2 separate regions of the Homo sapiens genome follow, and region 2 is linked to region 1. A link is an interaction called in ENCODE POLR2A ChIA-PET data of the cell type or tissue named here. Cell type or tissue: OCI-LY7. All regions are shown on one strand. Links, peaks and the distances in the headings refer to the core of each region. The heading gives the core; the rest is flanking DNA.

Region 1 (4,386 bases), core at 293-4,292:
CTGCAAAGGCTCAGAGAAGGCTTTGCCACCCAGGTCGACTAGGAGGGTGCCATGGGTTCTGAAGCCCCTCCGCACCCTTAGCAGGGCCCAGCGCAGGCTGGCTGCGATGTTTGCTCTTTGTCTTTACGGTGTTTCTGAACTTGGAGTTCTGGAGGCTGCGCCTGCCGGGCCGAGGAGGGGGCCCTTTCTGCAGCCGCAGGCGGAGGCCCCTCGCAGCCCGGGCGCCCCTCCAGGCCGCGGCCCCGGCGAGACGAATGCAGCACACGGCCGCCTTTATGGGGCCCGCAGACAGCGCGTCGCCAGGCTAACCCTGCGTGGAAAATTCGGAGGTGGAAGGCGAGGCGCCTTATTGAGGGGGCCGGCAGCGGCGGCGGCGGCGGCGAGGGGGCGGCGGGGGCTGTGCGGCCCGGGCCGGAAACGTGAGCCGGGCTGGGGGCGGCGACCACCCCCGCGCATTCCCCGGCCCTCCCGGGACCACCGCGCGCCCCGGCCGGCAGGTGGAGGAGCAGGAGGCGCCCTCACCGTCCCCGCCCTGGGAGGACGCCTTCAGGGCCAAGCTCCCCTGGCCTCGTTGACCTCCTCCGCTGAATAGGCCCTTCCCTTTTGGGGCGGCAGGACTAAATTGCGGCCTGGGGCCCAGGACACGGGAGCAACCAGCGACACCGGTCACTTACGGATGCTGTTAACACGATGGTCCGCCCCATGGACCACAAATTGAGGCTGAGACACTCAGGAGACGGTGGCACACTCAGATGCCAGGGCCGTGCCCCATGGCCTAAGGGGACACCTGAACCACACTAGAAATTGGAGCGGCCCCTGAAAGTGGAGGTCATTAATAAGATCAAAGTTAAGGGCCCAGGACCTGCAGGTGCCCAGCCCGGAGCTGCCATGGTGGGGCTGGAGCCACCCCGAGGTACCTCTCTGAACCTCAGTTTTCTCATCTGTCAAGTGCGGATGGGCCAGGCACTGTGTCAGAAGCCCAACGAAGAACAGAGGGCAGGAGCCACTAGCTTCTTGACTCCTGGGTTTCCATCCCAGGCAAGGCAACAGACGGATGCCCCTGGCAGAGGGACATAGAAACAAAAAGTCAAGCCCGGCCCAGTGGCTCAGGCCTGTAATCCCAGCACTTTAGGAGGCCGATGCAGGAGGATTGCTTAAGCCCAGGAGTTCAAGACCAGCCTGGGCAACATAGCGAGATCCTCTCTCTACAAGACATTTAAAAATTAGCTGGGCATGGTGGCACGCATCTGTAGTCCCAGCTACTCGGGAGACTGAAGTGGAAGGATTGCTCGAGTTTGGGAGGTTGAGGCTGCAATGAGCTGTGATCATGCCACTGTACTCCAGCCTGGGAGACAGAGCGAGACCCTGCTTCAAAAAAGAAAGAAAGAGCCGGGCGCAGTGGCTCACGCCTATAATCCCAACACTTTGGGAGGCCGAGGTGGGTGGATCACCTGAGGTCAGGAGTTTGAGACCAGCCTCCTCAACATGGTGAAACCCTGTCTGTACTAAAAATACAAAAAATTAGCCGGGCATGGTGATGTGCACCTGTAATCCCAGTCACCAGGAGGCTGAGACAGGAGAATCGCTTGAACCCAGAAGGCAGAGGTTGCAGTGAGCCGAGATCGCGCCACTGCACTCCAGCCTGGGCGACAGAGCGAGATTCTGTCTCAAAAAAGAAAGAAAGAAAGAGCCTGGCACAGTGGCTCACACCTGTACTCCTAGCACTTTGGGAAGCCAAGGCAGGCAGATCACAAGGTCAGGAGTTCGAGACCAGCCTGGCTAATATGGTGAAACCCCGTCTCTACCAAAAATACAAAAATTAGCCAGGCATGGTGGCAGGCACCTGTAGTTCGAGCTACTCGGGAGGCTGAGGCAGGAGAATCACTTGAACTCAGGAGGCAGAGGTTGCAGTGAGCCGAGATTGTGCCACTGCACTCCAGCCTGGGTGATAGAGTGAGACTGTCTCAAAAAAAAGAGAGAGAGAGGAGCGAGGAGGGGAGGGGAGGGAAGGGAAGGGAAGGGAAGGGAAAAGCTGCACAGGTTGCATATATAATTAACACCCTGGGTCCTTGGATTGGAAGGAGAGAGGAGGCATGAGAGGATGACTGGAGGAAGGGGAAGGCAGGTGACCCTCCAGGATATGGGACTTGGGGAAGGGGCAAACCCCTAATTTCTTTTTTTTCCTTTTCTTTTTTATTTTTATTTTTTTTTTTTAGATGGAGTCTTGGTCTGTTGCCCAGGCTGGAGTGCAGTGGCACAATCTCGGCTCACTGCAGCCTCGGCCTCCTGGGTTCAAGTGATTCTCCTGCCTCAGCCTCCCAAGTAGCTGGGACTACAAGGACCCCCCACCATGCCCGGTTAATTTTTGTAGTTTTAGTAGAGACGGGGGTTTCACCATGTTCGGCCAGGCTGATCTCGAACTCGTGATCTCAGGTGATCCTCCCACCTTGGCATCCCAAAGTGTTGGGATCATAGGCATGAGCCATCACACCTGGCCCAAAGGACCAATTTCAGACTCAGACTCAGAGAAGGCAGAAGTGAAGCTCAGGGTAGCCAGGTGTTGATTTTTGCATTTGCCGTTCCCTCTTCCTGGAACACTTTCTTACCCCTGTTGTCTCTGCAGCTGTTTCCCTCACTTCCGCTAGGCTGGGGCTTGAAGATCGCCTCTTTAAAGAAGCTTTCTCAGACCATGTGTCTAAGCCCTGCTGCCTTGGCCCTTCTCTTTGCCCCTGGCAAAGATACTTATTTCTTTTTATTATCTTGCATGCCTTTGGTTCACTTGTTTCTTGTCTGTCTCCTCCACCTGCCAGTGAGCTCAGTGAGGGTGGGACTTCGTTCACAGCTATAGCCTCTGCCCCCAACCCAGCACACAGTAGGTGCTCAAGAAATGCTCAAGCAGTGAATGAATGAATGGACAAAGCCAGGCCGTGGAAGACAAAGAAAGCCTCAGCTTTCTTTCTGGTGACTTGGTTTCTGGCTAGCAGAGGACAGGTTTCCTGAGTTACAGATAAGCAGAAGGTCAGGTGAATCAACGATAAGGGATGATAAGGCTCCAGGACCCACCGGCTGTTCCTGCCTCCTGGGGCCCCACAGAGGAAGCTCATTTTCAGCTTACTGCAGAACCTCCAGCAGAGCCGGGGCCTGGGAGCTGGGAGCCTACTCTGACTGCCACTGCTGCGGGGTGAGAATTCTCACACATTGTAAACGCTGCCCTGGCTCCTTTCTGGCTGGGGCAGCCAGGTGGACCTGCCCTGGGCTGGACAGGAGGTTTCCAGGTCCCCAGGATGGATGGTGTGTGTGACGGGGCCTCCCAGACCCCAGGATCCTCTTCCTGGGGGCGGGGCTTGGGCACTGGGTTCCCACAGATAGAATAGCTTAGAGCTCAAGGGTGAGCCAGCTGCCTGGGTTCAAATCCTGGCTCAGCCATTTAGAATTGGGCAAGCTATTCCAGCTGTACTGTGGTCCTCACTGTAAAAAGCTATAATAGTAGAAGTGTGTAAGAATACAGTACCTGGGCCTAGTTCGGGGCTCTGATCAGCTCCTGTGCCATAGATCCCTTTTTTATTATACATTTAGATTCATGTGTGTGTGTGTGTGTGTGTATATATATATATATATATATATTTTTTTTTTTTTTGAGACAGAGTCTCGCTCTGTTGCCCAGGCTGGAGTGCAGTGGGGCAATCTCAGCTCACCACAACCTCCACCTCCCGGGTTCAAGCAATTCTCCTGCCTCAGCCTCCTGAGTAGCTGGAACGACAGGCACGCACCACCATGCCTGGCTAAATTTTAGTAGAGATGGAGTTTCACCATGTTGGCCAGGCTAGTCTCAAACTCCTGACCTCGTGATCCGCCCACCTCAGCCTCCCAAAGTGCTGGGATTATAGGCATGAGCCACCACGCCCAGCCTTAGATTTACCTTTATAAATGAAATTGTATAGCATTAAAGTAAAACATTATATTAAACTAAAGTCATTAAAATATTTAATAGCTGAATGTTTGATATGGTGACAGCTGTGCTTTTTGGTTTTTGTTTATTTATTTATTTTTGAAACAGGCACTTACTCTGTTGCCCAGGCTGGAGTGCAGTGGAATGATTATGGCTCACTGCAGCCTCCACCACCCAGGCCCAAGCAATCCTCCCACCTCAGCTCCCTGAGTAGCTGGGACCAGAGGCCCACACCACCACACCCAGATAATTTTTTGTATTTTTGGTAGAGACAGGGTTCACCATGTTGCCCAGGCTGGCCTCAAACTCCTCAGCCTCCCAAAGTGCTGGGATTACAGGCGCAAGCCACCATGCCCAGCCAACTATGGTAATTTTGAAATCAGGAAGAGGACGAATGCTCTTTCTATGACACTGTAAAGAGACATGGACAAAGGATT
Region 2 (4,386 bases), core at 147-4,146, 1.1 Mb before region 1:
CTAAAATAGCTGCCCAAGCTCCAGCCATTGTGTTCACATTCTGGCCAGGAGAGAAGAGGAAAGGTTAAAGAAAAACATGCCCCTCCCTTTTTAGGAAACCACTTGGAAGTCCCTCCTAATCCTTTGCTTATATCTCATAGCTAGAACTTAATCACAAGACCACGCTTAGGTACAAGGAAGGCAGGAATGAGCAGTCCTTAGCTGAGCGGTTAGGTCCTCAACTAAAAATAAGAGTTATGTTGCTAAAGAGGAAAGAAAGAATGATGCTGAAGGAGGCTACTGGAGATCTCTGCCTGGGTCTGCCTCTGCTGTGTTCAACCAAGAACTCTGCATGGGAGAGCCAAGCCAGACTGATGCAAGGCAAGTGAGCTCCAAAACTGGGGCTTCACCTGGGAGGGTTCTTGGCTTTACCCAGCAGAGAATTCAAGGGCAAGTCAGTGGTGTTAGACAGCAACTTTTATTGAAGCAGCAGTGTACGGCAACAGCAGAGGTACTGCTCCTTGCAGAGCAGGGCTAACCCCTGGGCATAGGGGTTGTTGGCAGCTGTATTTATATCCACTTATAATTATATGTTAATGAAGAGGCACGTTATCCAGAACTTTCTGGAAAAAGGGTGAGGAGTTTCTGAAACCATATAAAGTAACTTCCTGGCTGTTGCCATGGCATTTGTAAACTGTCAGGGTGCTGGTGGGAGCGTCTTTGTGCTAACGAGCAGTGAGGGCAACTAGAGGTCACTTTCTTTGCCATGTTCTGTTTCTTCACTGCATCCTGTTTCAACCAGATCCTGCTCTGATGAGCTGGGTTGCTATGGTGGTTGTGATCAGTGCTCGGAAAACAAGTCCTGCTGATTTACCTCAAGACTGCGAGATGGTGGCCACGGGAGAGGAGGGACCCTGACAATGCCTAATCACGTTGACCCAGCTGGCTCCTCTCTTAATTTTCTCCAATTCTTTTTTATTTTTGAGATGGAGTCTCACTCTGTCACATAGGCTGGAGTTCAGCTTACTGCAACCTCTGCTTCCCGGGTTCAAGCGATTCTCCTGTCTCAGCCTCCCAAGTAGCTGGGACTATAGGCACCCACCACAATGCCTAATTTTTTGTATTTTTGGTAGAGACGGGGTTTCACCATGTTGGCCAGGCTGGTCTCGAACTCCTGACCTCAGGTGATCTGCCTGCCTCAGCCTCTCAAACTCCTGGGATTACAGGTGTGAGCCACTGTGCCTGGCCTTCTCCAGTTTTTTTAAACCCTTCCACCTCATTTGTCTTAAACTCCCACCAGCACTTCCCTGACCCTGGATCCCCTCATTTTCCTGATCCATTTTCTATCCAAGGAAAACCCACAGTCCCAACCCACTTCCTGGCCAGTCTAGCTCCCATGCCTTTATACATGCTGTTCCTTTCACCTGGAAGGGCCCTCCTTCTCCCTGTGGCTTATCTAAAGGTTACCTGTGAGGAGCATTTGTCATGCTTCTTGGCCACCCAGTATCTTTTGTTTGTTTTTTTGAGACTGAGCTGGAGTGCAGTGGTGCAATCACTGCTCACTGCAGCCTCAACTTCCTGGGCTCAAGCAATCCTCCCACTTCAGCCTTCTGTGTAGCTGGAACCACAGGTGTGTACCACCGCGCCCGACTAATTTTTTCATTTTTTATAGAGACAGGGTCGAGGCTGGTCTCAAATTCCTGGGCTCAAGCCATCCTTCTGCCTCAGCCTCCCAGAGTGCTGAGATTACAAGCCTGAGCCACCGTGCCTGGCCCCCGCCTCAATCTTTAAAGCCGGTAATGTCATTCTGAAGGCTCCCTTGTTAAATAAAAAATAAAAAGCCAGTAACGGCATCACCCCAACCTCTGCTTCTGTCATCATATCTCCTTCTCTGACCCTGACCTCCCTGCCTCCCTCTCCCTGACCTCCCTGCCTCCCTAAGTACCCCTGTGATTACATTTGGCCCACCCAGATAATCCAGAATAATCTTCCCGTCTCAAGAGTCTTCATTTAATCCCATCTGCAAAGTTTGCCACGTGAGGCCACGTATTCACAGATCCTAGGGGCTCAAGATACTGGAATCTTTGGGGTCTAATATGAATCTGTCCACTACAGTTAGGTTCCCCAGAAGCACATCCTCAGACAAGGATTTGGGTGCAAATGGTTTATTTGGGGGTGCTTCCAGGAAGCAGCAGTGGAAGAGTGGAGAAGTGAAACTGGGAAGGGAAGGAAGCCTGAGGGGGTCATCCAGCCAGACACCTCTGCGGGCACCTGAGGCTGAGTCCCCAGGGCACCTCTAGGAAACTGAGCAGAGAACCCTACAGCGCTGTCTGTTCTTCCCTGTGGGGCTTTCCCCAGGCTGTTCACCATCTGGCACTTCTGGTCTGCCCCGTCTTGGCTGAACACACATCTGCAGCCAGAGACAGCACTCAGGCCTAGAGTCTGGCATATTTAAAACCAATAAAGTACCGAAACAGTGTGTAGCAGACACTGTTGGTGCCCCCAGCTGTCTGCCCTGGGCACTCACTTCTACTCACTGGAGGTAGCTGCTGTCTGAGGGCACCTGCTATGTTCTGGCCCTGGGGCTCTAGGGGCTGGCAGTCTGAGTGCAGGACCAAGTGTCAGAGTTAATGTCCCTAGAACAGCCCTTATGCAATGGCAGATGGGAACCTGGCGAATGAACATCCCAGCTTCCTAATCCCTCAGCTGGGGTAACTCAGACGGGTCTACATTGGCTCCCCAGCTCCCCAGTGGGGTTGAACTCTGGTGCCCTCGGAGGTCACCAGCTGGTGTCACACCTGCATTGGCTGCCTTCCCTTCTCTTCCCTGCTCCATCCCACATCCCTGCTGATGGGTCCTGGGATCACCACCCAAATATATGGGAATCCCTGTCATAGGGTTGTCTTTTGGGGGAGCCCAAACCAAGACACAGGGACAAAAATAAACCCCACAACTTAAACCACACAACTGCGGTGTGTTACATATTTACATTGAAGAAATTCACATTTTTTTAGTGCAGCTGGACACAAAGAACACAAATAAGCAGAATATAATTTACATTATAAATTACATGCTGGTAGATTCCCTGAGGTCAGGAGTTCGCAACCAGTCTCTACTAAAAATACAAAAAAATCAACCAGGTGTGGTGGCGGGCACCTGTAATCCCAGCTACTCGGGAGGCTGAGGCAGGGGAATTGCTTGAACCAGGGAGGTGGAGGTTGCAGTTAGCCAAGATAGCGCCACTGCACTCCAGCTTGGGCGACAGAGCAAGACTCTGTCTCAAAATACACACATACGTAAATAAATAAATACATAAAACACACATGTACACACAATGCAGCTATATTATACATACACACACACATGCTGTCTCCTTTGTAGAGAATTCCAAAAGTCTATATTTGAGGCTCCTCCTTCATATGAGGCCCAGCCAAATGATGCTTCTGCCTCGAATACCCCTCCTAGCCCTGACCTCAGAATTGAGGGGGTTGTATTTGAGTTTTGTCTTAAAGTACACATGGAAAATACACATTTCAGGCCGGGTGTGGTGGCTTACTCCTGTAATCTCAGCACTTTGGGAGGCTGAGGCGGGCAGATCACTTGAGGTCAGGAGTTTCAGACCAGCCTGGTCAACATGGTGAAACTCAGTCCCAACAAAAAAATTTAAAAACTAGCCAGTGTGGTAGTGCTTACCTGCAGTCCCAGCCACTCAGGAGGCTGAGGTGGGAGGATTGCCTAAGCTCGGGAGTTCGAGGCTGCAGTGAGCTATGATCACATCACTGCACTCCAGCCTGACAGTCAGAGCAAGACTTTGCCTTAAAAATTTTTTTAAAAATTGTCTAGTAGTCTAGCACAGCTGCTGGACAGAGGGGCACTGGGAGTAGGATTGCTAGACAAAACACAATATGCCCAGCTAGATTCGAATTTCTGGTAAACAGTGAATACTTTTTAGTATAACCACATCCCAATTATTGCATGGGACCCTCTTTTACTAAAAAAAGTATTTGTTGTTTATCTGAAGTTCAGATGTAACTGAACATCCTGTATTTTTATTTTCTAAATCTGGCCACCATAACTGAAAGAGAGAGAGAGAACAGTGAGAGGGAAAGCGAGACATAAGACCACAGGGACACAAAAATGGGGACAGACAGAGAAATAGGGACAAATAGAGAAAGAATAAAGGAGAGATGGACAAACACAGATATGGCCACAAGATGCCTGCAGTAGGAAAACAGAAGAAGAGGCAGAAAGGGGGCAGACCCAGAGACCACCTCCTAGACTGGGGAAGATAGAAGGGGAACAGCCCAGCGTGGACAGGGGCCTAGCCAGAGTTCCTTCCCCAGGCAAGGCTAGGGAGAGAAGCACCTACAGGAGGGCACAGTTTTAAAAAAAATTGCTGACCAGGTG

What was found. Peaks named below come from ENCODE experiments on the same cell type or tissue, not always from the same donor. Only the 100,000 strongest peaks of a DNase experiment are listed, where the experiment ranks them.
Region 2: POLR2A ChIA-PET joins it to region 1 with 5 read pairs; 1 of 35 experiments calls an interaction of 5 or more read pairs at or near these places.

Annotation. Positions count from the first base shown.
Region 1 is chr20:50,009,742-50,014,127 of GRCh38, forward strand. No RefSeq gene overlaps it. Among named protein-coding and RNA genes, the nearest start is that of SCREEM1, 19 kb to the right of the region's middle. In OCI-LY7, for the core only: no CTCF peak of the experiment used is centred there; DNase peaks (open chromatin) are centred at 2,620 and 3,100; H3K4me3 peaks cover 1,270 bases; H3K27ac peaks cover 2,535 bases.
Region 2 is chr20:48,909,892-48,914,277 of GRCh38, forward strand. No RefSeq gene overlaps it. Among named protein-coding and RNA genes, the nearest start is that of ARFGEF2, 9.6 kb to the right of the region's middle. In OCI-LY7, for the core only: a CTCF peak has its summit at 2,422; a DNase peak (open chromatin) is centred at 2,430.